2 separate regions of the Homo sapiens genome follow, and region 1 is linked to region 2. The links are chromatin loops, found by intact Hi-C in ENCODE. Cell type or tissue: right lobe of liver. All regions are shown on one strand. Each heading gives the region's core, and the rest is flanking DNA. Links, peaks and the distances in the headings are about the cores only. Region 1 overlaps CLDN12 (claudin 12). Region 2 holds the start of LOC101927446 (a long non-coding RNA gene).

Region 1 (16,049 bases), core at 5,271-10,270, 77 kb before region 2:
GGAAGAACTCTGCTCCCAATCTAAGCTCAGATCTTCCTTCTCCCTACCTTCAGATTAAGTTGTTTCACCACATTATAGCGATAGTCAGCACCTTCCAAGGGAATCTGAGATCATGAGAAAGAGCTTTTCTGATATGGAGCAAGGAAAGCTCACAATACTTATAGCACAAATACTCCTCAGGATTGATCCCCTGCAACTGCTCTTTGCATTAGTTATCTACTGCTGCAAAACAACCCCCCCAAAATTTAGCAGCTTAAAACAACAATAAGCATTGTTTCATCCAATTTGTGTGGGTCAAGAAGGTGGTAGGGCTTAGCTGAGTGATGCTGGTTTTCAGTTTCCCACTCTGGTTGCATTCAAGACACTGGCCAGGGTTGCAGTCATCTAAAGGTTTGGTTGGGGTTAGGGGGATTCACTTCCAAAATGGCTCTCTTACATGGGTGGCAAATTGGTACAGATTGTTGGCAGAAGGCCTCAGCTCTTCCTGTGTTAATCCTACAGCTGTATGTGTCCTCACAACATTGTGGCCGGCTTACCCCAGAGTAAGTGATCCAAGACAGAACAAAACAGAAGCTATGTCTTTTATGACCTATAACCTCAGAAGTCACACATCATAATTTCTGCAAAATCCTACTGGTAACACAGCCTGCTCAATGGGAGAAGAAAATACACAGGGTATGAATATCAGGAAGCAAGATCACTGGGTCCATCTTGGAGGCTAGCTACCACATTCATCATGCCACTTTTTCTATAATAATGAGTAATAGAGGAAACAGATATTCCTTGAATAAGGACTGTGACCAGTCAGTCACAGAAAAGGAATATTCCCCGTTATTTATTATTAAATTCACTTTTTTTTACACATTCATCTTGTGAGATATTGTGTCAATAATCACCAACAGTCTTATCATCTCTGGGCACAGTGAAAAAATTCTTCTAGACAACTCATGTCTTTGTGCTTAGACTGTTCTAAGATGTAGCTGCCAAATTTTATTTTAAGTATGGGAGAAACTAGGTATCAGTTGCATTTTTTCTTTGTTTTTTGAGATGGAGTCTCGCTCTGTCACTCAGGCTGGAGTGCAGTGGCACGATCTCGGCTCACTGCAACCTCTGACTCCCGGGTTCAGATGATTCTCCTGTCCTCTGCCTCCTGAGTAGCTGGGACTACAGGCACATGCCATCACACCCGGTTAATTTTTGTATTTTTAGTAGAGACGGGGTTTTGCCACGTTGGCCAGGTTGGTCTCGAACTCCTGACCTCAGGTGATCCACCTGCCTCACTCAGCCTCCCAAAGTGCTAGGATTACAGGCATGAGCCACCGTGCCCAGCCTCAGTTGCATTTTATTAGGATCATTCTGCAGCCCTGTGTATAGATAAATTTGTGGTAGGGTAGGAGAGCAATATTGGAGACAGAGAGACCTGTTAAGAGGCTATTTCAGATAGCCCCTTTATCACAGATAACATTTTACAACTCTCAGCATTGCTATTATTTTTCATTTCCTCATTAGCTAACCTGAATCTCAGCAAACGTGTCTTGCCTAAGCAGCGGTGTGCCAGTAAATGTTTAATAATCAGCTCTCAGGAAAAGGCAAAGCAAAGCCCTAACTTGCAGCATTTAACAATTTCTAGAGCATAAGTACTTTCACCCTGGCCAATTCCAAGCAACCAATATGATGTCACAGGTTGGGCAGTTGGGAGGAGATGTACACACTGGTTCTTGTGGGCCAGTACCACTTGGCTCCAGCACTCCACTGCTACCTTTGAGCTCTTAAAGCAGAAGCAGCCAGAGAAGCAGGTTAGCAGTTCTGGAACACAAGGGACTAGCTGAGTCTCGGCCCTCATCCACATGGCCAGCAAAGGTGAAGATGGGCTCACCCCAGAGAAGGGCTACCAGGGCCTGGGGTTTCCCTGCAGCAGCCTCCTGGTGCTAAACTGCCACCTGGATCTTCCACACCACAAGATTATCTTTTGAAAGTGAGGTCAAGAAAGGGGGCATGGAGAAAAAGACAAAAGTTACTTAAAAATGTAAGTGAGTTATCTAGATTTATTTACTAGATTCACTTTCAACAATTTGAGAGTGAACCTTGGAAACAAGGCCACTAGGTATTATACAATGTAAAGTATCAATAATGTCTTTTCTCTTAATGAGAAGCTGTGCCTTTTTTCCTATAAAGCAAAATCCTGGAGATATAAGCATATATTCCATCTTTCTAAAGAGGATTTTGGTTAATAAGACCACCCCAAAATCATGATTACTAGACTTTTGCTAAGAGGTCCAGTCACACTGGGTTTTTCATATAAAATAAGAAAAAGGTTCTTTTTCTTCTCATCAACCATTTCGCTATCTTCCCCAAATTTTGCTGAATACAATTTTCTATAGAACAACCTGAAAAGTTGGCATATTTTGAAACAAAATACAACAAACCAACCCAAATCTCCCTGTAATAGCAGACTTGGATATGAACACCAGGCAGGATATAGATGTGCTTTTTCTCCCCAAGTCCTACAGTCCTGCAGTGAGGTTCAAAGGGCTCTCTTGCATGCTATGGCACTGACATAGAAGCTGGCTGGGCTGGAGGGTAATGAGCCACCCAGCAGGTACAGGGGGAATGAACCTCTCCTGGAAAGGGTCCTCTAGTATGTGTGGGGTAACGTGAGTACGCTTTCAGATTGAAGACACTGCTAACCAACAGAAATGGAACAGCTAATTAAGTTACCATCCAGTCCTGTGTTTCTGTGACTTTGATTTACAACTCTTCTGCAGGGACTTTTTAGTTTTTCAGGACAGAAGATCTGACACAAATTCTTTTAAAATCTCTCCTAAAAGAGTTTATTTTATAAAATATTTTGGAGATAGGACTATATTTTTATGCATTTTTTATAAAAATGAAGAGATATGAGATCAGGATAGAGAAGGAAACAAAAAGCATAAATGGGACCAATGAGCTGCATGTTTCAAGATTAGACTCAGGCAATACCTCAGAAATATTGTGGCCTTCTCCTTGCATCATATCAGAAAGTGCATGATGTTGCTTTTTCTTATTATTGGTGACAAACTTGATCACTCAGCTAAGGTTGCCAAGTTTATCCACTATAAAGTTATTTTCCTCTCTGAAATTAATAAGCCATTTTGTACTTTGAGACTAAGCAAATATCCTGCCTCTCATAAAAAATTCAACTAGTTTTAACCCCATTGATGTTTTTCTCATTTTTTTCTCTACTTTTTATTTGGTATTTTACTATAAGAAAGAGCTTTTCTTTCTTCCCCTATTTATATCAGCATGGACATATGGATTTGTATTTTATTCAATGAGTTATAACCCATTACTATCATTTATTTTGATGTTCAGATTGTCCCAGATTTGGCCAATGGGAGCACCTTCAATCTGGCGCCTGTGAAATTTGATAAGCTCCCATGATTCTTTGAGCGTTTCCTCACTTTTTGGCAGAATAAGATGTGCTGGGCCTTGGATAAAACTGGTTGTGTCTGATGGTTCTAAGTAACATGTATTTCTCACTTCTGGTTGGTAAACCAGTCTCTGGTGAACCTGGTTAGCCCGAATGGTTTCTCTACCATTTATTCACCCTCAGTGAACCTGCACAACAGTCCAGAACGGACTGTTGTTCGTTAGTGTAACCCAGTTTGAAGTAGCTTCTGATTTCCAGTGCAACATATGGCTCAGCTATCTAACCTATCAGAGCCACAGGTTTCAGTGAGAAGTGTATGTAAGAACTGCCCCAACACAGGTGTAATCCAAAACTATACATTCATCACAGGTTTCAGAAATGTTGAGGTGACATGCCTGTCAGGACCACTTCTCCTGGTAACCTCGAGCTTTGAAGAGTACGGAAAGTTCCCTCTACTTAACTGTTTGAGAACTGAACTCCCAGTCTCTAAGATCACAGGCTGAGAAAACTCCATTGATGAGGCAAATCTGGCCCACAACTTGTCTCTTTGCAGACTGTTTAAAAAAAAAAGAAAAGGAGAAAAAAAAAAGCCCAGTGAACTGTTAGGACCACAGGACTACTTGGACTACTCTTAGAAATGGATAAAACGTCTTGGCACTTGTGGAATAAAAGTTCCATGTTTTCCAATTCCTTTCTAGTTCCTTTTTCTGAGACAAAGTCTCTGTCACCCAGGCTGGAATGCAGTGGCATGATCTCAGCTCACTGCAACCTTCACCTCCCATGTTCAAGCAATTCTCGTGCCTCAGCCACTCGAGTAGCTGGGATTACAGGTGCACACCACCATGCCTGGCTAATTTTTTGTATTTTTAGTAGAGACAGGGTTTCACCACGTTGGCCAGGATGATCTCAAGGGCCTGACCTCAAGTGATCCGCCTGCCTTGGCCCCCCAAAGTGCTGGGATTACAGGCGTGAGCCACTGCACCCAGCCTTCCAGTTCACACGTTTTAGAGCTTTAAATGGAACTGTCTTTTTCAATTTACATATATCTGAGAAACATTTCTCAAAATATTTCACCTTAAAACACTGAGGAAAAAAACAGAAGCAGAAACTTGTAAAAATACATCTTTTAATAAACATTAAGAAGTACAGCGCACTTTTATTGAGGTTTTACATTGTAGTTTACAGCAAATATACTATCCATTGTAGTGTATATGTACAAGTAAAGTAAACTTAGGTTTGTTTTCTCTCCCATGGCTGGATAAACCAAATCTGATACATCCACATTTAAGGTTGTTTTCCAAGTTGGTTTCCATAAAAGGCCTTTAACAATAATAGGCTTTTAACAACAAAAAGGTATCCCTCCCATCACAATGAGAGCTTGATGAGGGCTCAAAAGTGACTTCAAAAACTGTAAATAATTATTTTCCTTGGACGGCTTTAAAAACAGCTACTGATAGCAAATCAGAAACACTAAAGAAAAAAGACAATAAGGAAACAGCTGTTTGTCTAGTGAATCCATAATAAATACCAATTTGAGGCTATAGATTACAAAGCCAAAATATTCTTATAGGAAAGTTAATGTTTATATTTACAATCCCATGGACTAAAAAAACTGTCTAATATCTTAAAGACTGAGTCTACCTTTATTTAACATTGTTTATACACAAAGACCCAAGGGATGGTAGAATTCTTGATCCTTCTGGACAAAAGCATAGTGAGAGGGGACTGAAATTAACAAAAAGGGAAAATTAACATTAATCTCAAAATTCTACCCATCGTTGTCTTAAAATGATCAAGACTCAGCTACATCTGAGAAAAAGGAAAAGGATCAGAAGTGAAAGAAATCAGAAGCCAGTAATTAAAAAAATCATAACCTTGTGTGCTTTCTACTGACGGCATTTAAAAATTTATACAACTAGATTTATTCGCTATATATATAAACTAGTGTTGGAATTAGGGGAAAAAGTACCAAATACATCTACACAAATACTAGAATCATATTCAGAATTGCAAAAAGGCATAATAATCTGTTTACCATATAACTAGCTGTTTGTAAAATCTGTAATGGTTAATAAAAAATCCTTACGAATATAGTACTAATATGTAGTAAATTACACCAATTAAATAAGCAGCTCAAATTCATAAGGCTAAAGACCCAATATCCCTGAATTTCTAAGTGTTCATCTCAGCTTTAACATGGTTTCATCTAATTGTTACCTCATCAGAAGAGACATTTTTAATAACTCCTCCATCCTTAATACATCATCATACTTTCAGAAGTGGAGAGGGAACAATTTCCCTACCACTTTTGTCCATTCTCATAAATCAGTGTTATTACAAAATCTAGGCTAGCACAGGTGCCTTAAAGGATACAATGGACTGAAGTAAACAGAATTTCAAGGTCCAGGATATTGTTGGTGTTGTACAATTTGTCTGTCTGCCAGAAAGTTGTGTCTCTGGTTGAAATATTCCTGGATCAATGATTAAGAAGTTAAGGCCAACTGCCAACGAAGTCAGATTATTCCCCAACTGCCAGGTAACATTTTGATCTTCTCTATTAAAATGTCTTACTGGATGGAACCAGATCTCATACTTTTCATGTATCCTCTATAGCACCTACTAAAGTGTTAGGCAGAGATATATGCTCAAGGAAATAATCAGTGACGGGGGCGAGAAATGAATCAAGGGTGAATGAATCAAGGTTATGGTAAAGCCATACCTTACTTCACCCATAACTCAAAAGGCAGTCACCAGAGTAAATCTCTAGTGTACTCACTGAAGAACAGACTTCTTGTCCCCTACTAAATTATGTCTGAAAGAGAACAAACCATTATGGCCCTTTTATTTATTTCTCCTAGCCACTAAGAGATTGTATATGGGCACGAGTACTGCTTGATGGAAGATATCTCCAAAAAAGAGTTTTCTGCCTCAGAGGAAACACTAACCTGTCATAAAGCACATTCTAATCCCAATAATACAATTTATGGAATCATTAATGTTAAAAATTATTACATGTTATTCATAAGTAGGTGATATTTAGAATGGTAGTCTTATTCTAACATCGTTAAAATACGTTTTACTTTTAAACAGTGGCATGAGGTAGAAGAAAGTCACAAAAGAAAGTAATCTTCAACATACTGACACCTATTCATACAATTAGCCCCGATAGAAGAGTTACAGCCTTAAGCTAGATTATTGACTACTATTAAAATATTACCCTTACCTGAAATAAATTTCTTATATTTGAAACTGCCTTTTCTTTGCAGTTAAAGGTATTATAGAAAAAGAAAAATACACACTGAAATTTTCATGAAGATTGTATACAACAGCTTCTGCTAACCATCATTCTTTAACATGTTGCTCTACATTACCTCAATTGTGATGCAGGCCTCTTCCACTTAAATAATTAATTAGATATCAATATGAAGGCTAAAATTCCTTCCAGTATAAGAAGCAAAATTTAAAAAATTCACATTTAATATAATATACTTCTCATAAAAACTAGCAGCACTTCATTCTACTAGGACATATAAATTTGGCTTCATTGATTGGTCAAAAACAAAGGAAAATGTATGTAGGTCCAAAAGAGCTCTTTGCACAAGGGGAATGTGAGGCTACAAGAAGTTTTCTTTAACAATTAACTATTTCCCCATTAAGTGGTGTGTGAAACTACTGGAATGTCAATTTCAATGGCAGAGAGGCGAGAGCGTGCTGAATAGGGCTGTGAGTAAGTATGCATACTGGGTGGATGGGAGTACAATGGTTGCCAGAAAGGAGAAGGCAAAGATTTGCATGTACAATACCAAATAAATAGTATAAGGGAAGTCATAAACAGGCCCCCAGCACTAGCAATAGTGACATACACTGCATAGTCAAATGAAAAGACTGGCTCAAACTTCTTGTTCAGATGGATGTTATAAAAGATGACCCAGATAGATGGGGAGAGGCTCACAGTACCTGCCAGGAAAAATAGCAGCCCAGCCACCAGGTGGCAACCTGCACTATTGACCAGACACTTGGCCAGTTTGATGTTGGGCACCGAGGACCTGAAGGCAGTGTTGCACATTCCAATCAGGCAGAGCAGCAGGGCACCCATGGCGATCAGCATGCTGAGGGGTAGGGCAAACTGGAGGACACGCAGGTCCAGCTGGTCAACTGATGAGTACCAAGTAGTGTCGTACATCAGGCAGTCACTGCTCCCGTCATACCGGGCACATTTCACCCACAGGCCTGTGTAAACAGTCAGGTTCTTCTCGTTTCTGTTGAATGTGATCAATCGTAATTTTCTCCAGTTGGGAAGCAGAGTCCCTGCAAAGAGGCCTGCTACTGAGGCGATTCCACACAGGAAGGAAAGGACTGTGGCTGCGTGGACATCCCGACAGCCCATGGCAGGCAAGCTTGTGGAGTACTGTCAGTCAGACTAGGGGGTGACACACAAGAGGACAAATCATGAGGGGACAATAGCAGAACAGAGCAGGAAGGGTGGTGCCAACTGGCAACACATCTAATGATGAAATGTCAATGCAAAGAGGGAAAGTCTCTCCCTTGTTTCCTCTCTGTACAGTACAAATGTATATACATGCAGGTGTGTGTGACCTCAGAGCACAGGTGCACACACATTTGGTTATTACTGACTGGGTCATAGAGCAACTAAAATCTTTAGCCATCGGTATTTTTCTTCACAATTAAAAAAACAACCAAGATAATGTTAAAGTCTCTTACAATCACACCTTCAATCTTCTTTTTGTCAATAATCGTTCTTTCAACACATATACATCAAGCACTCTGTATGTGTCAGGCACTCACACAGCAAGGGCCCACTCATCAATCATCAGTTAGCTACAAACACCACAAATTCAGCCTCAAATGCTCATGCAGCAGGGGTGAAGGTGGCTCATAAAAAGCAAAGGTGTAGGGAAAGAAGCAGTACAGGACAGGGGAATGGTTGAGAGTCAACTCTTAGCAAGGTTGCTTGAATTCTAATCCCCATCTCCTCACTTACTAGCTCACTGACCTTGGGCCAGATTCAGAACTTCCCTGTGCCTCGTTTTCTTCATCTGTGAAATGGAAAAAATAACAGTGCCAACCTTGCAGGGTTGTTCTATGGGTTCAATGAGATAATATAATGTCAAGTGCTTAAAACATGTCTAGAACACAACAAATGCTATGCCAAGTGTTAACTACTTCTTAGCATTCAGTGACCCAGCTCACTGCTTGGCACATCACAGGAGTTCAAAGAACATTCATTGAATGAATGTTAAATAAGAAAAAACAAACTGATCTCATTCCTATGTACTAGGCACACTAGGAAATTATAAAAAGTAAATGAGCTCATCTCCAATGAGTCAGTCAAATGAAAAGATGAGAACAATGGTCCCTGAAATTATTCTGCTTAATTACTTCCTTGTTGATTCAACATGACCCAATTACTTCCTTGTTGATTCAAGATGTAGATTTTCAGGGAAATCTACAGCACTTGTTGGTTATTACTACTACTGTTCATATAAGACGAATGCAAACATTTTTCAAGTAACGACAACCTATTTCTATTAATGCTATTATAAGAAAAACAGTCGCCAGGCCTTTCATTCCAAATTAAAAGGCCATGTTCTTTTTCTGTATATGGCAAACTATAAAAAGCTTGCATCTTATTCAGCTTTAATTTCCTCAAGGGTCTGATATTCACTCTCAAAGCAGGACTCAAATGTATTTTCTCTGCCTTCTATAATGCCTACTATGAGGCAATAGAGCAGACTACTTCAGTAAGGTTTACTTTTTTGTTCAGAGCATGATGAAGGGGCAAGGTTGAGAATAATTTTTATTTCTGAATACAGTTCCATCAACCTTTGCAGAATCAAACATCTGCTGGGATGGTGAAGTTGTGTTTCCAAGCTTTCAGGATCAGAAAGACAATTATGACCAAAATGCTAGGAAGCTGGCTTAGAATGTGATTGTTGCATGAATTCCAGTGGGAGGGCACAATGTTCTTTAGAAAACAATGTTATTTGTATATTTAATCTAGTCATATAATATAGGAATAATTTTTTCTTTTTCTTTCTTTTTTTTTTGAAACAAGTCTTACTCTGTTGCCCAGGCTAGAGTGCAATGACACAATCATGGCTCACTGCAGCCTTGACCTTCCAGGCTCAAGCGATCCTCCCACCTCAGCCTCCTGAGTAGCTGGGACCATAAGCACACGTCACTATGTTCAGCTAATTTTTGTATTTTTTGTAGAGACGGGGTTTTCTCATGTTGCCTAGGCTGGTCTCGAACTCCTGGGCTCAAGCAATCCACCAGCGTCAGCCTCCCAAAGTACTGAGATTACAGGTGTGAACCAGCCCTCCTCCTTCCACCCCCACAATTCTTATTCCCTTTCTTCTTTTCTTTCTTTTAGAGACATGGTTTCACCATGTTGGCCAGGCTGGTCTCGAACTCCTGGCCTCAAGCAATCTTGCTGCCTTGGCCTCCAAAAGTGCTGAAATTACAAGCTGGGATTATAGTCATGAGCAACTGCGCCCAGCCAGAATAATTTTACTAACCAAAAAAATGCCTATGTGTACATACATATATTCAAATATACACAAATAGCATATATAAATGTACAATATAAAAATCAGAGTTTAAGCACAAGTAACCATTTTTAAAGCCCTCAAGTTAAACATGGTTAGTTCTAAGTTTTTCCATTAGTATTAGTTTAGTATTTATTATGTTACCTTCTGTCAGTATTATCAGAAGTAGCAATTTCTTAAGAAAATTTTATGAAAGGGAGAGACTAATTACAGTATTTTTTTCAAGCAAATTGGGAAAAAGCTGTCTTGCTTAATTGTGGCAACCAAACACCTCAGTACAGCAATGGAAACTAGTACAGATTTGAGAATGTTTGCACTGGAAAAAGCTACTAGAAATGCCAAGCTCTAGGATACAGCTCTCTGGTGGTCTTTGCTTATTCATCTGTCTATCTCCCCCATACAACTTGTGTGCCTGGCACACAAGTGATTCTAGGATTATTTGAATAAACGAGTATTGGGCTCTGTACAAAGACCCCAGTAACTCACAAAGGTGGGCCACTGGTAATGAAGAACTGTACAAGGAAGTAGCTATTACTAAGAAGCAATCATTCATTCAGCAAGTACTTACATCATGCTGAGTGTCTAGCATATGCAAAACACTCTGTTAGGCCCTGGAAAGACACCAAGACCACTGATAACTGGACCTTGCTCCCAATGTGTTTATAGAGACTTGTGGAAAGAAACGGCTGTCTTATGTAAACTCAAAGTGTTGGTGGTGAATCAACTGTATAATTACTACGTATCAAGTGATTATTGTTAGGTGTTAAGCAAAGTGAATAAGGTACCTGTTCATAAAAATTTATCAGGCAGGAGTTAAAGACTGAGAAATGAAGGAGAATAAGGATTTGATTAAAGTTGTGAAGACATAGGAAAAAGGTTCCCTCGTTTCTTTCAAGCTTCAGAAGTCTTCAGATAACCCACTCAAAGTCCTAATGCAATCACAATTCCTTCTTGCTTTCAGAAGTAATATACTGGCTGGGCGAATTGGCTCATGCCTGAAATCCCAGCACTTTGGGAGGCCAAGGCTGGTAGATCACTTGAGGTCAGGAGTTTCAGACCAGCCTGGTCAACATGGTGAAACCCCATCTCTACTAAAAATACAAAAACTAGCCAGGCATGGTGGCACGTGCCTGTAATCCCTGCTACTCAAGAGGCTGAGGCAGGAGAATCGCTTGAACCCAGGAGGTGGAGGTTGCAGTGAGCCAGATCACACCACTGCACTCCAGTCTGGGTGACAGAGCACGAGACTCTGTCTCAAAACAAACAAACAAACAAACAAACAGGAACAAAAAACAAAAGTAGTATAGAAATAATTGGAATTTCAATGTAATTGAGATTTCTCCAATCAAACTGCCCTGTAACACTGATTCCTGAAATGTAAATGGAGTGAGAAACAAGATCAGGATGTATAACTCCATTATTAATAAATTCCAGGCCAGGTGCTGTGGCTCATGCCTGTAATTCCAGCACTTGGGGAGGCTGCGGTGGGAGGATAGCTTGAGCCCAGGAGTTTGAGACCAGATTGGGCAACATAGCGAGACCCCATCTCTACAAAAAAAAGAAAAATTAATTATTAAGAAAAATAAATAAATTCCTATAATTCTTAGCCTATAGACTATCAAATGACATTAATGAAGAGAGGTACGACAATATATATTTCAGTAGTAAGTGCTTTTAACTATATTCTGCATCAAATCAATACAAATATTATATTGGTTCTCTGAAATTGCCTTTGATGAAGCATTCTTAGCTCAGATCTCAGGGATGGACAGAGGCCTATCTATACAGAGTCAACAAGGATACCACGGCACTTTTTCAGAAGGGAAGTACTATTAACCTTAATTCTTAAGCTAAATTTTGGCCTGATACTGGAATTAATGTCTAGCTTCTTTTGGCTACTTCACCTTGTATGCCCTGTTCTTAATTTCAAATGCCTATGATTTGATAAGTCATATATCCCACCAGAGAGATAAAGTAATTTCTTTTAAGACAGGGTCTTACTCTATCACCCAAGCTGGAGTGCAGGGCATGATCACAGCTCACTAGATTTCAGTGAGCTGAGATCCTGGGCTCAAGTAATCCTCCTGCCTCAGCCTCCTGAGTAGCTGGGATAACAGGTGCATGCCACCATGCCAGACTAATTTTTAAGTTTTCCCTAGAGATGGGGTCTTGCTGTGTTGCCCAGGCTGGTCTTGAACTCTTGGGCTCAAGCAATCCCCCCACCTCCACCTTTCAAAGGGCTGGGATTACAAAAGTAAGCCACCATGCCTGAAGTAAAATTTTATAGGATAGTTTGGGGAAAGAATATGTTTGATGTTTTAAAACAAAGATAATGCTGACTTCCCGATTAGGATTTGTTCATACTTGCAAGGGTAAAAAGACCTCTACTCTTGTGCTGTGTCAATTAGTTTTAATCCACAATAATTTTTTTCAAATGCAAACCTCATCCGCCATTCCATTTCTTACCATTCAATAAGTTCCCATTTCCCACAGAATAAAATCTCTAAAGTTTCAACTCCTCCCCATAGCTTACACCACCTGATTCCTACCAAATTCTCAACCTTCGTATGTGCCACTCTCCCACCCCACACACTACAGTCTATGCAGCCAAACCACATTTCTTTTGACTTCCCAAATTTTCCACTTTCTGATTTGGTTAAGGGCCTTCCCTCATGGTCTTTCTCCTAGAACTTTCTTAATTCCAACCTATTCTTTGCTTGGCTAATATTTACTCATTCTTCTAGTGTCCAGGGAGGCTTGTCCTAAACCTCCCCCTGTCCCTGGTTATATGCTGTGGTAGCACTTTTGCACTTTTTCTTCTGTAGCAGTGATCATTCTTATAACTCCTTGTTCAGTGTAGTTTTCTTTCCCATCAGACTGTGAATTCCAGGGACAGAGATCCCTTTGTTTTGTTCACTGTTCCCTATACTGGCACATAAAAGGCACTCGATTATTTGCTGAATGAATGAACAAACAAATGGAGGTTCTGTATAACTCTGGTCAGAATACAGACAGAAATTTAGTCTCAGTTCCATTCACTTCATTTGAGAGAATTCACACCACCCTGTGTTCTGATACATCCAGACTGTTTCTAGACTGTGCCCCTGCTTTCTCCTTTTTGGCCAAAAGACTCCCATTTTACAAAACAACATTCATTTTCTTACCCCAGAAACCTGTGATTAGCAAAGACAAGGCCATCCTTAGGTACCTACATGCAGACTATGATTCTAGAAATATATATCTAGGTTTAGCAACACTGTCTAACTTCAACAAATGGTTTGAAAGTCAATTATTCCTGGCGCGGCGTGGTGGCTCATGCCTGTAATCCCAGCACTTTGGGAGGCCGAGGTGGGTGGATCACGAGGTCAGGAGTTTGAGACTAGCCTGGCCAATATGGTGAAACCCCGAGACTCCATTTCAAAAACAAAAAGTCCACTGTTCCGGTATTGATTTTTCTGTTTTCAACTTAACAGGTATGTCATGAATTAGACATACTTCTCTTAAGAGTGGTTAATATATCAAATTAATATTTATTAAAGCTAAACAATATATAGTTTTTTTAATGGAGAAAAAAAAACATCTTTTTGCCATGTGAAAATCCCTAATTAGGGACTGTGGAAAACGTGCAAGGCTAAGAACACTTTAACAAATCTGTCAAGCAGTCATGAGTACTAGCTGGATGAGAGCTTTGAGCTAGGTCATACATACACATAAGTGGTTTGTTGTTTCCATCCAGGAGGCTGCTTGGTATTGTTGTCCAGGAGACCAAAGACCTGAATAACATTCATAACCTATCATTTACAAACTGGACAAGTCACTTATGTCCTCTGAACCTCCAATTTTTCATCTGTAAAGTGTCCCACAAAGTAGTAAAATCATGAATAGCAAAGTCCTTTGTAAACCAGAATATGGTCAGAAATGTAAGTCAGTAATGATTATTAGCAGGCTTATTTACTTTTTTCAGCTAGAAACATACTTTTCTTCTGGACCCTCAGCAAATGACTACAGATGGTTATAGTCATATAACAAGAAGGACAGAACATTCTCTTTGGAGATACTGACCAAATCAAATAGAGACTCTATTTCAAATAACCACTTCACATTTGTCATTTGACTCTCTGTTCCACCGTGACTCAGAAAAGTAGATAAAATTTGATACACAATTAAATGTTATCAGAGACATAATTACGAATAAAAATATTTTCAAATTATATATTTTCTGTGGTTTTGAATAGAATTTAAAGAAGGCTGGAGCAGGAACAGTGGCTAAGAGCTTTAGGAAGTCATGTATCCAATAGACCCTGTACTATTTTTTCCAGGCACAATTCTGAGTTATAGTTACAAGAGTTACGAGAGTACATATGTCTAATAGCAGCTAGCTTCTATTTTTTTGAGACAGGGTCTCGCTTTCTCACCCAGGCTGGAGCACAGTGGTGCAATCATGGCTCACTGCAGCCTCGACCTCCGAGGCTCAAGCAATCCTCCCACCTCAGCTTCCAGAGTAGCTGGGACTATAGGCATGTACCACCACAACTGGCTAATTTTTTAAAATTTTCTCATACAGTCAGGATCTCGCTATGTTGCCCAGGATGGTCTCAAACTCCTGGGCTCAAGGGATCCTTCCACCTCAGCCTCTCAAAGCGCTAGGGTTACAGGGCTGAGCCACCATGCCCAGCCCTAACTTAATTCTTGATGGTAACATTGAGAGTTCCTTCTACCTATAATTTGGGTTTTCTTAGAAACTGTAAGTCATCAGTCATTGTACTCACAAGAGAGGTCTGTCCTATACCTCTATTTTGTTGAACAAGAGAAAAAAAAAGAGTCATTGTTGGCAGATGTGGTAGCAGGAGGGAGGGAAATAAGATATAATTAAAGGACGTACTTACGCTTTGAGGTACCTGACAGTTCCAAAACAGCTTTATTCAGCTTAGAAGAGACACATGAAGATCTGAATACAGAGTAGCAATAATCTGAGCCTAAAGAAATAGGAAAAATACTCCAAATTAACATAGTACTTCTCTAAAAACCCTGCTTGAATTCCCATGGATTAGAAGAAATGATTAGTAATCACCTAAAACCAATGAAATGTTATACTAAAAAGGGCAGACAGTAAGTTTTTTAAAAAGGCAGTTTAGCAGGGGCACAGTGGCTTACACCTGTAATCCCAACACTTTGGGAAGCTGAGGCGGGATGATCACTTGAGCCCGAGTTCAAGACCAGCCTGGCCAACATGGCAAAACCCCATCTCTCCTAAAAATACAAAAATTAGCTGGGCATGGTGGCTCATGCCTATAGTCCCAGCCATGTGGGAGGTTAAGGCACAAGAACCGCTTGAACCTGGGAGGTGGAGGTTACCGTGAGCTGAGATTGCACCACTGCACTCCAGTGTTGGTGACAGAGAGAGATTCTGGCTCAAAAAATAATAATAATAATAATTAGCCAGGTGTGATGGTGCACACGTGTTGTCCCAGTTTCTTGGGAGGCTGACATGGAAGGATCACTTGAGCCCAGGAGTTTGAGGACACAGTGAGTCATGATCATGCCACTGCACTCCAGCCTGGATGACATAGCAATGATCTGTCTCAAATAATAAAAAAAAAAAAATAAAAAGGCTGTTTATTCCTTAATTCATGCATTATATATGAGAAATATATAGAATATAGAAAAATACGTAGAAATAGAAGAAAAAAATTAACTCATCTTGTGACTTGAGAATATAGGAGAAATGAGGATGAAAAACACTTTGCTGTCTTGGGAATATATGATTGATATTTAATGAATGTTTTAGATCATTTTCATGACTACGGTGAAAGGATAAGGAAGGTGGTGAAAGACTGTGCAGTTGTCTTGGAAGTAAAAGAAATTTTCTTTTACATTTTTAAAAAAGGACACTGACAACAAGACCAGACAAAGTTGATCTGAATTCTGCATCCTGAAATTTGCAACCAGAATGCTTAAAAAAAAAATAGTTCCACCAATGGCTCAACCTGATACTTAAAGATGCTTCTATATATCTACTTTAAACATTAGCCACTTCCTCTTCAAATACCATTTATCTCAAACAGGTAGGA
Region 2 (16,049 bases), core at 4,170-9,169:
CACATCATAAATTAATCAGAATATTCCCCTTCAAAGGAGATATTGTAAGAATATGTTAGTCATTGTCCTATGCATGTATTATAGACTATCACTCTATACATGGTAAGCTACAGCATTGGGCAGAATAGTAATTGAGCACAATTGTTCCCATTGTATATTCCACATACAACACATAACAGAGTATACTCTGAGAAGGTATAGAACATATACTTATTGGAAGACATGGTTGTATAAGTAAAAATGAAGTTTAATGAGAACTCATTTTATGCGAGTTACACAGAACATAAAAATACAGATTTTTAAAACATTTTTAAAGCATCATAAGCACTTAAAAGAGTCATAATTTTTTTAAATTAGGTCTGTAATAATTATATTTGGCCTTTAACTTTATTTTTTTTCATTCAATCTAGTTCTTGCAACAGCACCGAATTCCTCATTTGGTTACTGTGGAGCTTCCAGAAATTTTGGTATTCATTTCTTATATCTATTTCCTCATTTCCCATGTATTCATCAACCCATTAGAACTTTGCTTCTGTTCTTATTTCAGTAAAATTATACTTACTGGGCCGTTTCCTCAGGCCATATCTTATTTGACTGGGAAATGTCTACTAGTGAGGCAATTGGAGTTATGGGGTATGCCCTAAATGCTAACAAAGGAGAAAAAATGAACATATCAAAAGATAGTATAATCCCTGTAACTTTTGATTTTATGTAAATTTTAATTCTTGGTAAGAAAAAATATATACCAAAACCTCAGTATGTAACAAATGTTGGGGGGAAAAAAGCCACCAAGCATATATTCCTATACATATGCTTATACCTAAGCATCACCTCCCGATCACCACCGAGGTCTAAGAAAAATCTTAATAAGGTTTCTGATGAACAAAGGAGAGGCTAAGTCCTTATTTAGAGAGAGTAAAGAACAAGTTGTTTACTCTAGGAAGCCTGATAGGATGGAGTTGGTAGAAGGTTTATGTGAAGGTGATTTTTATATTACTTTTACATTGAAGAAGCCCTAAGCATAAATCCTAATACAACTTTTTTTTTTGTTCTCTCATTATGTCTTAAATCTTTTCAGTGGTGGAAGCTTTTACCCATCATTAAATTTGAGTTCCAAGATTTTCAGCTCACATTTAGATAATGAGCAGTCCTAAAGACCTCTTAAGGCCCAAAACACTTCCTAGATTCAGAAATTAGAGTGTTGGTTTCTGTATAATATTTGAAATTCTCAATTTAAAGTTATGTCTTTTCTTTTCTTCAGCTAGTGCTGATTTTAGGTGCCAGCTTGCCATAGCTTCAGGGCACTCTAGATTTGGAGCATTGGAGGGAAGAAGAGAAAGGTAATATGGAAATGCTTACTTTAACTTGTCTTTGGTGGGCCAGATTTGAGTTCCTGGAACTGGCAGATATTTAGGGTAACTCTCTCATAGTGCTTTTGTGGGCACTTGAGTCTCATCAGTGAAGTCTCTCACTTCTGGTTCCCTAGTGGATGGGTCTCTATTTGAGTGATGGCTTTAGAATCTCTCCACCCTTACTACCTCCAGCAATCTGGCATACACCTAGATTTCATCCTTGTGAATGGGGCCCCCTTGATTTCTTTCAGCAGCACTATTGGACTGAATCCAAGGTGAACTCACCCTCATATGCAATCCACCTCCAAGTCGTGGGAAACACTCATGTAGATTTTACTTGGGCAAATTTAGGAGCGCGGGCCAATCACAAAGGAAACTCTCCTCTTTTACCACCAAAGTGGTTGGTGGGCCAATTTCTCCATCTCTTGATTTCCCTGGACACGAATCAGAATGCAGTTATTATGCCCTACCGCTTCAGGAATAACATAATAAGCAGTATCAGTACACTTGGTGGAGGCCCCAGCCCATCCAAATGAGCATGAAGAAAGAGATCAGGCACCCTCTCTTCCATTCTCATTGGGAGTGGAAAACGTAAGAGGTCTAAGAATTTTGTGATTATTTCCTTTAAAAATTTGAGTTTGTGTCTGGCACCTTACTTGGTATAAAGCATCTGCTTCATCTCGATCTGTTAGCTAGAACTTGTAATTCAGTATCCTGAGATATTTCCTTTTAGGGGAAATATGAAATTACAGGCTGAAATTGAATGTGACACATTATTTTCTATTCTTTCTTGCTTCTCAGCATGATCTGAAACTCTTGTCATTTCTCTTTTTAGCTAATAATTTAGTATAGGTGAGCTGGAGAAGATGTTAGTATGAATTCTTTTTCTCTTTATAACTTTTCTATTATAATAACTGATATTTATTCCTACCTCTTCTATACTTTTTTCTTCCAAAATGTAAAGGAAATAATAATCCTTCAAGTAAATGTCTGAGGACTGATCCTGGACTATGAGAACTGCTCTCTTGTGTGCCATTAATTTCAAATTTGAACTTCTCTTTACTTACTGTGTAAATCCTCTCCCTGACAAGACTGATTACATCTTTATTAAGGAGTTCATCTCTCATTTGAAAATGTTTTTCATCTTAGAAAAAAATATTACTGTTGTCAATCTTGCCATGTAAGATTTGACAGAAAATTCTTTCATAGATGAAATGTAGTTTTATCTTTTAACAAAGAAAAAATGTGTTTTATTAGCTGATGAACATTTTTTTGTTATTTTTTAAAATTTTATGTTCTGTATTTACTTGTCACTGACTTGAAGCTCAACTCTTTTGTTAAAAGAAAGTGACATTAAAACAATGTATGGAAATTAACTTACAGTTCACACAGCAGAAAAACCAATAATTACATCAATTTTATATTCCTTCCTTCTAAGATATTAAAGTGTTGCAACAAGAAAGCAAACAAAGATTACTTAGAGAATATTACTATGAGGTAAATATAAAAGGCTATAGCAGAATTAGGACATAAAATTGAGTAATCTTGCCCATTTTATTTACAAAGTCACACAGGAGTTACCACTGAGTCAAAGCCATCAGCCCAGCATTTTATTAAAAACAGTAGCCCCCCACCAAAAAATGAAAATTGCCATGCTAGTGCTAGTCATGATGTCTGAGAATTTCAGGTGGAGTTGTTAAGTGGTCAGAACCAGAAAATTGAGTTTATTGAATTATTTTGTCCTGTTACATTCTGTAGGTCTTAAATACCTGAAACCTCACTTCATATCTTTTTAAATAGGTCCATGGTGGCGTCAGGGTTAATCATTCTCTTTTTTATCATGGTATGTTTGGTAAAGATCAGGACTGTGGGCCGGGCACGGTGGCTTATGGCTGTAATCCCAGCACTTTAGGAGGCCGAGGCGGGCGGATCACGAGGTCAGGAGATCGAGACCATCCTGGCTAACACACAGTGAAACCCCGTCTCTGCTAAAAATACAAAAAATTAGCCGGGCGTGGTGGCAGGCATCTGGAAGTCCCAGCTACTGGGGAGGCTAACGCAGGAGAATGGCGTGAACCCGGGAGGCGGAGCTTGCAGTGAGCCGAGATCACGCCACTGGACTCCAGCTGGGGGGACAGCGAGACTCCGTCTCAAAAAAAAAAAAAAAAAAAAAAAACAAAATAAAGATCAGGACTGTGGCAATTTTGTACTGTTCCAATTCAGCTGCAGCTGTGCTCCCCAGAATTTCCTTCCTGTATTAGTCCATTCTCACATTGCTGTAAGGAACTACCTGAGGCTGGGTAAGTTATGAACAAAAGAGATTTAATTGACTCATAGTTCCATAGGCTGTGTAGAAAGCATGGCTACGGAGGTCTCAGGAAACTTAATCATGGTGGAAGGTAAAGGTAAGGAGGGAAATCTTCACATGGTGGAGCAGGAGAGAGAGCCAGCAAAGGAGGAAGTGCTACACACCTTAATCAACCAGATCTCATGAGAACTCACTCACTATTCCAAGAACGGTAAGGGGCCGGGCGCGCGCGCAGTGGCTCACGCCTGTAATCCCAGCACTTTGGGAGGCCGAGGCGGGTGGATCACGAGGTCAGGAGATCGAGACCATCCCGGCTAACACGGTGAAATCCCGTCTCTACTGAAAGACAAAAAAAAAAAAAAAAAAAAAACAAATTAGCCGGGCATGGTGGTGGGTGCCTGTAGTCCCAGCTACTCGAGAGGCTGAGGCAGGAGAATGGCATGAACTCAGGAAGCGGAGCTTACAGTGAGCCGAGATCACGTCACTGCACTCCAGCCTGGGCGAGAGAGCGAGACTGCATCTCAAAAACAAAACAAAACAAAACAAAACAAGAACAGTAAGGGAGAAGTCTGCTCCTATGATCCGGTCATCTCCCATGAAGCCCCTCCTTCAGCACTGAGGATTATAATTCAATATGAGGTTTACTTGGGGACACAGAGCCAAACCATATTATTCTGCCCCTAGCCCCTTCCAAATCGCATTCTGCCCCCGGCCCCTCCCAAATCTCATGTCCTTCTCACATTTTGGAACACAATCATGCCTTCCCAACAGTCCCCCAAAGTCTTATTCTCTCATTAACTCAGAAGTCCAAGTCTAAAGTCTCATCTGAGACAAGGCAAGTCTCTTCCACCTATGAACCTGTAAAATACAAAAGAAGTTAGTTACTACCAGGATACAATGGGGGTTTGCGACAAGCCTGAGCAACAAAGCAAACCCTGTTTCTACAAAAAATTAAAAATAATGAGTCAGGTGTAGTGGTGCACGCCTGTAGTCCCAGCTACTTGGGAGTCTATGGCAGGAGGATTGCTTGAGCCCAGGAGTTTTGAGGCTACAGTGAGCTCTGATTATGCCACTGCAGTCCCACCTGGCAACAGGGTAAACCCTGTCTTAAAAAAATAAAAAGAAGCTCAGCAAACCCCAAGAAGTTGGATAAATACAAAGAAAACCACACTGTTGTAAAGAATTTGACCTCTGTCCCTGGGAGATGACCTCTAAATCCTTGGAATTTTTTGGGGTGATAGAATTATCTTTTATCCTTGATGGGCCCTTGGGATCACACTTGAGTTTATGCAAATGAGATGACTCAGGCTGGGGGCTGACCATATCAGAATGACCAACTATGTTATTGCATGTGATATAAGCTGTACCTCTTGGTAGGGTGGTGGGTGGTGGGTGGTGGGTGGTGGGGAGGGCTGGGGATTCAGTTCAATCATGTGACCAATGATTCTGAAACTGATGCAACAGACCACTAGATGGTTTTTTTGGATAAATATAGAAATTGACCCTTATGGTCTTAAAGCTTGAAACTTACCTATCTTTTATGTGAGTTCCTCAGGAAAGGACCCCCAGGCCTCTCAAAAAGTATCAAAGAGGCCAGGGACAGTAGCTCTCACATGTAACCCCAGCACTTTAGGAGGCCAAGGTAGGGCAGATTGCTAGAGCCCAGGAGTTTGACACCAGCCTGGGCAACGTGGTGAAACCTCATCTCTATAAAAACTACAAAAATTAGCTGGGCATGGTATCATGCACCGATAGTCCTAGCTACTCGGGAGGCTGAAGTGGGAGGATTGCTTGAGTCCAGGAGGGTGAGGCTGCAGTGAGTGGTGATTGTGCCACTGCACTGTAGCCTGGGCAACAGAGTGAGACCTTGTCTCAAAAATAAATAAATAAATAAAGTATGAAAGAACTGAAACTCACCAGACAATGAGAGTTCAAGCCCTCATTCATCACGATTGGTTTCTTACCCCACCTGAGTTCCTGCTTTTCCACACGTAATTATGTTTCTTTCCTGCTAAATAAACCCCTAATTTTAGTTGGTCGGGGAGATGGATTTGAGACTGATCTCCTATCTCCTTGACTGCAGGACCCCATTAAAGTCTTCTTCCTTGGCAATAATGATTGTCTTAGTGACTGGCTTTCTGTGCAGCAAGCAGCAGGACCTGGACCAAACCCCTGATATTTCAAGTTACAGTTCAATCAATCATGCCTATATAACAAAACTCCAAGCTGGGTGTGGTGGCTCACACCTGTAACCCCAGCACTTCGGGAGGCCGAGGTGGGTGGATCGCCTGAGATCAGGAGTTCAAGACCAGCCTGACCAACATGGTGAAACCCCTTATCTACTAAAAATACAAAAATTAGCTGGGCATGGTGGTGCGTGCCTGTAATCCCAGCTACCTGGGAGGCTGAGGTAGGAGAATCGCTAGAACCCAGGAGGCAGATGCTGCAGTGAGCCAAGATCATGCCACTGCACTCCAGCCTGGGTAACAGAGTGAGACCCTGTGTCAAAAAAAAAAAAAAGAAAGAAAGAAAGAAAAGAAAAAAACCGCCAGTAAACATTCTGGCACCAAGGCACAGGTGAGCTTCTGTAACTGGCAATTATATATTAATGATTCAAAAAAGTAATGCTCTTAGGACACAGAAGCTTTTGTGTTTGGAACCTTCCCAGACTGCATTCTGTGGATCTCTTCATTTTCTGGTCCTGATCTATATCCTTTATAATAAAACTATAAGTATAAATACTTTCCTGAGTTCTGCAAGTCATTTCTAGCAAATTACAGAATCTGATGGGGCAATGGGAATGCCTGAATTTGTAGCCAGTCAGTCAGAAGAACAAGGACCTAGCAATCCCGGGCTTGCAACTAGTTTCTGAAGGTGTTACTGGTGGAAGATATTGTGTCCGGAATTGGTGGGTTCTTGGTCTCACTGACTTCAACAATGAAGCCTTGGACCCTCGTGGTGAGTGTTACAGTTCTTAAAGGCAGCGTGTTCAGAGTTTGTTCCTTCTGATGTTCAGATGTGTTCAGAGTTTCTTCCTTCTGGTGGGTTCGTGGTCTTGCTGGCCTCAGGAGTGAAGCTGCAAACCTCCACGGTGAGCATTAGAACTCCTAAGGCAGCAGGTCTGGAGTTGTTCATTCCTCCCAGTGGGTTTGTGGTCTTGCTGGCTTCAGCAGTGAAGCTACAGACCTTCGTGATCAGTGTTACTGCTCATAAAGGCAGTATGAACCCAAAGAATGAGCAGTAGCAAGAGCTTTTGCAAAGAGCAAAAGAACAAAACTTCCACAGCAAGGAAGAGAACCTGAGCCTATTGCCCCTGCTGGCTGGGGAAGCCTGCTTTTATTCTCTTATCTGGCCCCACCCACATCCTGCTGATTGGTTCATTTTACAGAGAGCTGATTGGTCTGTTTTACAGAGACCTGATTGGTCTGTTTTGACAGGGTGCTGATTGGTGCATTTACAATCCCTGAGCTAGACACAAAAGTTCTCCATGTCCTCACTAGATTAGCTAGATACAGAGTGCTGATTGGTGTATTTACAAACCTTGAGCTAGACACAGAGTGCTGATCGGTGTATTTACAATCCGTTAGCTAGACATAAAGGTTCTCCAAGTCCCCAGTAGACTCAGGGGCCCAGCTGGCTTCACCCAGTGGATCCCGCACTAGGGTCCCAGCGGGAGCCGCCTGCCAGTCCTGCCCCGTGTGCCCGCACTTCTCAGCCCTTGGGCGGTTGATGGGACTGGGCACCGTGGAGCAGGGGGCGGCGCTGGTCGGGAGGCTCGGTCTGCGCAGGAGCCCACAGGTGGGGGGGAGGGTGCCCAGGCTGCAGGTCCCGAGCCCTGCCCCGTGGGGAGGCGGCTAAGGCCCGGCGAGAAATCGAGTGTAGCGCCACAGGGCCGGCACTGGTGGGGGACCCCGCGCACCCTCCGCAGCTGCTGGCCCGGATCCTAATTACCCTCACTGCCCCGGGCCTGCGGGGCCGGCTGGCTGCTCCGAGTGCGGGCCCGCCAAGCCCACGCCCACCCAGAACTCTAGCTGGCCAGCAAGCGCGGCGCGCAGCCCCGGTTCCCGCCCGTGCCTCTCCCTCCACACCTCCCCGCAGGCTGAGGGAGCTGCCTCCGGCCTCGCCCATCCCAGGAAGGGGCTCCCACAGTGCGGCGGGGGGCTGAAGGGCTCCTCAAGCACGGCCAGAGTGGGTGCCGAGGCCGAGGAGGCGCCAAGAACCAGCGAGGGCTGCAAGGGCTGCCAGCATGCTGTCACCTCTCAGTATCTGAGTTACCAGCGATGAATCTGTACAGGTCTGCAGCAACATCAGTTCTTGCCTCCTCAGAATAAAGAATTTGATGGAGGGGCATAAAGCAGAAAAAAAAGAGACTTAGGCAAGTTTCAGAGCAGGAGTGGAAGTTTATTAAGAAGGCATTAGAACAGGAAAGAAAGGAAAGTACACTTGGAAGAGATCCAATCAGGCAACTTGAAGAACAAGTGCAGTGCTTTACCTTGATCCTAGGACTTTATAGGCTGGCCCCTTTCCCATGATTCTTCCCTTAGAGTGGGCTGCCTGCATGTGCAGTGCACTCCTTGTGCTTGGGAAGTGAGCGTGCGTGGTGTGTTTAGTTGTACACATGCCCATCTGAGGCTTTTTTCCCTTTTCTGGTGCTGTGCCCTTGGAAGGTCATACTCTGCCATTTTGTGTCTTAATGTGCATGCTCAGTAAGTTCCTTCTCTCTGGCATCTATATTCAGTGGACACTTCAGTGCAGTAGCTGTGGATCATCAGGAAATGGCCTCTCCCTTGCACTGGCTACCAATTTGTCACTTTTAGAGAGTCAATGTGATAATTGCTGAACCATCACCTGACATTCCTAGTGGCTGGGGGAGAGCCCTCACGTGCCCCACTCATGCCTAACTACCTATAACAAAATAAGGGAGCTCTTATGGAAGACTGTACCCTTAACTTGTGAAATTTGACCTCACTCTAGGTAATGTCAGAATTGCATTGCACACACCTGGCACATTGTCAGCAAGTTGCAGAAAACTAAAGATATTTTGAAAGCTGTCAGAGAAAAATGACACATTACATATAAGGGAATTGTGATTTGAATGATTGATGTCTTCTCATCAGAAAAATAATGGAGACCAGAAGACAGTGGAACAACATCTTTAAAGAATAAAACAAAACTCAAAACTACATTAAATTCTATATCCAGTGAAAATAATTCTAAAAGAATGATGGTGAAGTAAAATACATTTCCAGATAAAGAAAACTAAAAGTATATGTAGCCAGTGAACACGTACTATAAGAAATACCAAAGAAGTTCTTCAGGTTGAAGAGAAATACAACCAGATGGAAAATCAGGTCTTCAGCGGCAAAAAATAAAGAGCACTGAAAATGATAACATTGCATCATAGGATTTATAACGTAATGCATTTGACAACTATAGCAAAAAGGATGAAAAGGTGAGTAAATGAACTCATACCTTGCAAGATTTCTACATTTTAAATGAATTGATTCAATATTAACTCTAAGTAGTCTGAAATATTAAGGATATATATTGCAATGCTTAGAACAACCACTAAAAAATTATGCAAAAAAGGAAAACGAGGATCCTAAAATACACAATGTTTATATGCCTTTGTGTTTGTCTTTATGTCCTAAGATAAATTTGTATTTCTTGTTCTTAAACAATAACAAAATATTTTCTACTAATCATCCCTTTTGGAAGAGGTAAGGACTAGTGATCTCTTTTTCACTTCCCTCCTGAACTATTTTTTTCCTGTCTCTGAGACAGTCTTTTGTTCATCTTTGTCTCCTGTGTTCCTGAAAAAAGAATGCCTTCTTTCTCTTCAATTAGTCAGCTGTCAACAAGTGCTTGTTTTCTCTGAAGGGTACTTACTTGTTTCAACTTCATTTCCTGCTTTCTTTCTCCCCAAGGTGATTGAATCGCACTTTGATAAATACATTGTTATTAAAGTTTACTAGAGGCAATTGCAATTGTAGATGTTTCAAATTAATGTCTTTCATTATACTGAGTCAAAAAGTTAATGAATTGAAAAATTATTCTTTTTGTAGGTATTCAGCAGCATTACTCAGTCAACATGTCCTGACGGTGTGTGGAGTGACCTTCTAGATTTTGTGGGGAGTGATGATGGCAATATTTCCTGGAGAAGCACGCTCAATAAAGGAGAAATGGGATTAACACAACTGTGACAAAACTGCACTAAGTGATTGGAAAGTAGGAAGCATGTGGGCAAATGAATAGGCTACTGGCCTGATTAAACCAGGAAATCTCAAGCAGCACTGGAGTTCTGAAAGAATTAAGGGGTGTGGCTGGTGGAAAGCTGACAAAACTCCCTCAGAGGGGGCAATAGCATGGATATGAAATAGAAATCAGCTAAAAATATTTATTGTGTCCATTGTACTATATACCAGTCATTAAAAACATGTGAAATAGAGACATTTTTATAAGCTTGTAGGAGAACATTATATGCTTTCATGGAAGAAAGACAACGTATTATAGTCATTCAAAAATGGATGTCAAGTAATATAGTGAATATAGATACCCAATTGCAGAGGTAAAGCTCAGTTGTGTAGAAAGAGCTTTAGAGTTGGGTCAGGTGAAAGAGATAAAGGGAGAAATGCTCTATGATATGACTTATAGATGAAGTCTGGGGATAACAGAAATATTCTAGGAACGGGATGATGGTGAATATATTGCTGCTCGTGAAGACAATTCTAATAAAAAAATGCGTGGCTTGGAAAACATACTTGCTTAGTTAGATGGCTTGTTTGGGCTATGATGATAAATTAGGTGGATTCGTTAGGTAATACACTTGACTTTATAAATAACCAACTGTAAAATCTAAACATTTACATAAATTTATCATGACTGTCTTAACATGTGTTGTGTGCTTCTGAGTTTTCCGCTTCTCTTCCATTTTGCCAAATGAAAAATCTGTCTCAAATCCAATTCTCCTACCGCTCTCTAAAGTGTTTGACCCTACAGCAGTCTTCTGGTTCTTCAACTATGTCCTCTCTTTGGTTCTATGACATTATATCACCCTGGAGCTTACATAGGCTGATTATTCTTTCCTGTCTTCCTTCATTGATTCCATTTGCAGTTTATGAGCCCCGAAATTTGGGCATAGGTCCCCATATTCATCTCAACTTTCTTTTATCAATGTATACTGTCATGGTGGCACTAATTCACTAATTTTCTTTTTTCTTTTCTTTTCTTTCTCTTTTTTTTTTTTTTTTTTTTTTTTTTTTTTGAGACAGGGTCGCACTCTTGTTGCCCAGGCTGGAGTGCAGTGGCACAATCTCAGCTCACTGCAACCTCTGCCTCCCAGGTTCAAGCAATTCTCGTGCCTCAGACTCCTGAGTAGATGGGATTACGGGTGCACACCATCACGCACGGGTAATTTTTGTATTTTTAGTAGAGACGGGGTTTCACCATGTTAGCCAGGCTGGTCTCGACCTGCGGCACTAATTTTCTGTCAAAACAGAGACCTCTCAAACTAGTTATATTTCTAGATAAATTTTAGATATTCCAGAAGATCCAGAATCAACTCTAATACAACACATCCTAAATCAAATTCATTCTCCCCTAATCATCTTCCTTTCGATCTTTCATATTTGTCAATGACACTCCATAAGCAGGTATGCTGAAAGCACTCGTTCTTTTTTGTTCTCGCTCCATCTCATATCAATGCGATAAATCACCATGTTTTATCTTTCTTTTTTTTTTTTTTTTTTTTTTTTTTGAGACAGAGTCTCGCTCTGTCTCCATGCTGGAGTGTAGTGGCGCAATCTGGGCTCACTGCAACCCCCGCCTCCCGGTTCAAGCGATTCTCCTGCCTCAGCCTCCTGAGTAGCTGGGACTACAGGCGTGCACCCACCATGCCCAGCTAATTTTTGTATTTTTAGTAGAGACGGGATTTCACCTTGTTGGCCAGGATGGTCTTGATCTCTTGACCTTGTGATCCATCTGCCTCGGCCTCCCAAAGTGCTGGGATTACAGGTGTGAGCCACCGCACCCGACCTATGTTTTATCTTTCTATCTTTGAAATATGTCATTTCTGTCATTGTTCTAAATGTTTTATTATGCATTATTTGATAATAGAAAAATATATATTCTAACAGATATATCCTATACATGTTATATATATTCTAAATATTCTAACATATATAGTTAGAAACCATAGGCGTAAGAAGACTAGTGAAATCACTGTCTGTAAAGACACTCTATAAATTCTTTCCAGATCTTGTTTCCTCATATATCTAAACATAACCACTCTCCTGAATTTGTGTGAATTACTTCCTTACTATTAAAACTGCTTTATCAAATGTATGTATTTGTAAAGAAAGAATATATGGTTTAATTTTGCTTGTCTTTGAACTTCATAAAAATGATATATTCAGCAATCCATTTTTTAAAATCTGTAACTCATATAGCTGTAGTCTATTCCTTTTCACTGTCAAATAACAACTTGCAATGTTGGATATACCACAGTTAATTTATCTATTATGTTAGTGATCATTTTGATTTTTTCCATGTTTTTGCTTTTGTGAACAATGCTACCATGAATATTCCGTTTTAGGGTATGTTTCTTGTCACCTATTTGCAAGAATTTCTTCAAGATATATTCCTGGGATTGAAAAACTTATTGCAAGTTACATACTTGTTCAGACTTAGAAGATGGTGCCAGTTTGTGTTCTAGACTGATTGTACCAATTTATGCTCCTCCTAGCACTATGCAAGAGTCCTACTGCCTCATGTGATGGTTAGTTATATGTAACAACTTGACTGGCCATGGGGTACCCAGATATTTGTTTAAATATTATTTCTGGGTGTGTCTGTGAGTGTGTTGCTGGATGATACTAGCATTTGAATTGGCAGGCTGAATAAAGCAGATTGCCCTCCCCATCAGCCAATTCATTGTATAGGCATCATCCAGTTCACTCAAGGCGTGAATAGAACAAAAAGGTGGAGGAAGGGAGAATTTACTGATTCTTCCTGACTGATTGAGCTGAGACATTAGTCTTCTGCTCTCACACTAGAACTTAACACCATTGGCTCTCCGGGTTCTCAAGCTTTTAGGCCTAGACTTGAACTTACACTGTCAGCTTTCCTCGTTTTAAGGCCTTTGGACTCAGGCTGGAACTATACCACTGACTTTCCTAAGTCTCTAGCTTGCAGATGGCAGATTGTGGGGCTTCTCAGCCTCCATAATCACATGAACCAATTTTTTATAATACATCTCTTCATATATATATATATATATATATATATATATCTTTATATAAAATATAATATATACATATGTTAGCTAGATCCTATTGGTTCTGTTTCTTTGGAGAACCCTGACTAACATTCTTCATATGTTCACCAACACTTGACACTTGATATTTTTTAAGTCGGAGTCTCACGTCACCCAGGCTGGAGTGCAGTGGTGGGATCATAGCTCACTGGAACCTCAAACTCTTGAGCTCAAGTGATCTGCCCACCTCAGCCTCCCAAGTAGCTGGAACTACAGGCACATGGCACCATACTCAACCCAGTTAAAAAAAATTGTGGAGTAGGGGCCTTTCCAAGGATAGTCTTGAACTCCTAGCCTCAAGTGATCTTCCTGCCTTTGTGTCCCAAAGCACTAGGATTACGGGCATAAGCCACCACACCCAGTCTCCAACACTTGATATTGTCAGACTTCTTAATGTTTGACCTGATGGGTACAAGTGCACATCTCATGGCCCCACTATGTTGCCCAGGTTGTTCTTGAACTCCTGGGCTCATATAATCCTCTTGCCTTAGCCTCCCCAAATGTTGGGATTACAGGCATGAGTCACTGAATCTGGCCTTCTTTAGGAGAATTTTAGCTATCTTAGGCCTTTGCTTTACCATATAACCCCCTAGAGTCACATTTTCATTAACCCTATTGCACTTTCCTGCCTGCAATTAAATAATGAATATGTGTGTGTATTTATTCATTATTTATGTTTCCTAATCTATGAAATGCCTCTTTATGCCTATTGCCCAGATTTCTATTATTGTGTTTATCTTTTTCTTGATTCGATGGAAGTGTCTTCTATCTTGGCTCTTAATCCTAATTCATTTGTGATTATAAGTGCTGAATATATCTTCTCTCAGAATATAATTATTTTTTATCTTTATAGTGTCTCGTGATTAACAGGACATTAATTTTAATGCAGTCAAATGTATTAATTATCCTTTTATGGTCAGCACTATTTGTGTCTGGTGTAAGAAGTCCTTCTCAACCCCAAGATCAGAAAGATATTCTTCTGATGTTCTTTTTAAAGTACAAATGCTTTGCTTTTCATATTTAAATTAATAATATACCTGGGATTGATTTTTATGATGGTATAACGTAGGAATCTAATTTCGTTTTCCATATGGGTAACCAGTTTTCCCAGCTTTATTTATTGAAAATCCACTGTTCTAATGAGAACATTTGGACACAGGGTGGGGAACATCACACACCAGGGCCTGTCGTGGGGTGGGGGGAGGGGAGAGGGATAGCATTAGGAGATATACCTAATGTAAATGACGAGTTAATGGGTGCAGCACACCAACATGGCACATGTATACATATGTAACAAACCTGCACACGTACCTTAGAACTTAAAGTATAATTAAAAAAAAAAAGAAAATCCCATGTTGTTTTACACATTTCTATAAATGGATAGGTTTATTTTTAGGGTCTGTAATCTGGTCCATTGTTTAATTTCTTTATTCCTGAGCCAATAACCTCCCGTTTAATAACTAGTGAGTACCCTGCTCCTTACTGTTCTTCTTCAGGATAATTTTTTTTTTTTTTTGAGACAGGGTTTCACTCTGTTGCCCAGGCTGGCATGCAGTGGTATGATCATGGCTCACTGTAGCCTCAACCTCCCTGACTCAAGTGATCCTCCCACCTCAGCCTCTCAAGTAGCTGGGACTACAGGCATACACCACCATGCCTGGCTAATTTTTAAAATTTTTTGTAGCAACTAAGTCCTACTATGTTGCCCAGGTTGGTCTGGAACTCCTGGGCTCAAGCAATCCTCTTGCTTTGGCCTCCTCACATGCTGGGATTACAGGCATAAGCCACTGTGCCTGGCCTTCTTTAGGAGAATTTTGGCTGTCTTGAGCCTTTGCTTTACCATGTAACTTTTAGCATCACATTTTCATTAACCCTGTTGTGATTTTGATTGAAAATGCATATATTACTTTGGGCAGATGATATCTTTATAGATCATATATTAGCATTATTTTTATTTAGATTGTCTTTTATGTCTTTCAATAAAAATTTTAAAAATCTCCACTTAGAATTCATTTACCTATGTTAAATTTATTCCTAGTTACCTTATACATCTTACTGCTATTGTAAATGGCATCTCTTTTCTAATTTATATGTTCTGGTCTTTTGCTCGTATATAGTTGATGCAGTAGATTTTGTAGATTGATCTTATATTCAACCACTTAACAAAACTTGTTAATTTGTCAGTATAATTTATGTTATTATTATTTCTAAGCAAATGATTCCACATAGCATGCTGTGCTAGGCACTATTCAGAACACTAAATATTTATCACAACAGCCCTTTTAAGCAGGGTCATTTTTCATCTCCATTTTACTCACAAGGAAATTAACCACAAAGAGATTAAATCATTAGCTCAAAGCCACAAATTACCATCTGAACACAGAAGGGAGGACTTAAACCCAGGCAGTTGATTTCTAAGCTCCATGCTCACCAAGAGCTTTGCTGCCTCTCTGCTAGGCTATCCAGTTGTGATCCTTCCCTTTCCTTCCCTGCCCTGCCCGGCCCTCCCCTCCCCTCCCCTCCCTTTCCCTCCCCTCCCCTCCCCTTCATTCCCCTCCCCTCCTTTCCCTTCCTTCCCTCTCTCTTTCTCTTTTTCTCTCTTTCTTTTCCTTATACCACTCCCCACTTTTTTCTAACCCTTTCTTTGCAGGTATTATTTTAAATGTTAGCAGAGATGATGCACATCTTTTCTCGCTCCTAAATTAAAAGAGAATTATTTTAGTATTTTACCATAAGAAAGATGTTTGCTGTAGGGTTCTAGTGGATAACATTTATGAGGTTAAGAAAATTTTGTCTAGTCTTAGTTTGCTAAGAGTTGTTTTTGCTTTTTAATCATGAATGGGTGTTGAATTTTATCAATTTATTTTCTTTTAATTTAAAAAAAATTTTTTTTGAGACAGAGTCTCACTCTGTCACCTAGGCTAGAGTGCAATGGCGTGATCTTAGCTCACTGCAACCTCTACCTTCTGGACTCAAGTGATTCTCCCTCTTCAGCCTCTCAAGTAGCTGGGACTATAGGCGTGTGCCACTGTGCCTGGCTAATTTTTGTATTTTTTTGTAGAGACAGGTTTTTGCC

Evidence for each region. Hi-C counts contacts between places; a loop is a spot of excess contacts. Peaks named below come from ENCODE experiments on the same cell type or tissue, not always from the same donor. Only the 100,000 strongest peaks of a DNase experiment are listed, where the experiment ranks them.
Region 1: it touches region 2 in a loop (2.0-fold over the local background); 62 of 110 quality-filtered maps call a loop at or near these places.

The regions. Positions count from the first base shown.
Region 1 is chr7:90,404,424-90,420,472 of GRCh38, reverse strand. It overlaps CLDN12 (claudin 12), which reads right to left. Exons shown (of 4, transcript NM_001185072.3): 2 at 14,865-14,954; 3 at 8,424-8,466; 4 at 4,519-7,829. The coding sequence starts at 7,796. The coding sequence ends at 7,062. Among named protein-coding and RNA genes, the nearest start is that of CLDN12, 9.0 kb to the right of the region's middle. In right lobe of liver, for the core only: a CTCF peak has its summit at 7,397 (motif pointing right); a DNase peak (open chromatin) is centred at 7,442; H3K27ac peaks cover 2,098 bases.
Region 2 is chr7:90,326,113-90,342,161 of GRCh38, reverse strand. LOC107986715 (a long non-coding RNA gene) reads left to right here. Exons shown (of 4, transcript XR_001744961.2): 2 at 411-467; 3 at 1,262-1,340; 4 at 9,726-10,544. It overlaps LOC101927446 (a long non-coding RNA gene), which reads right to left and starts at 6,939. Exons shown (of 6, transcript NR_110085.1): 1 at 6,591-6,939; 2 at 5,578-5,668; 3 at 3,855-3,996; 4 at 1,638-1,786; 5 at 563-647. In right lobe of liver, for the core only: no CTCF peak of the experiment used is centred there; no DNase peak of the experiment used is centred there.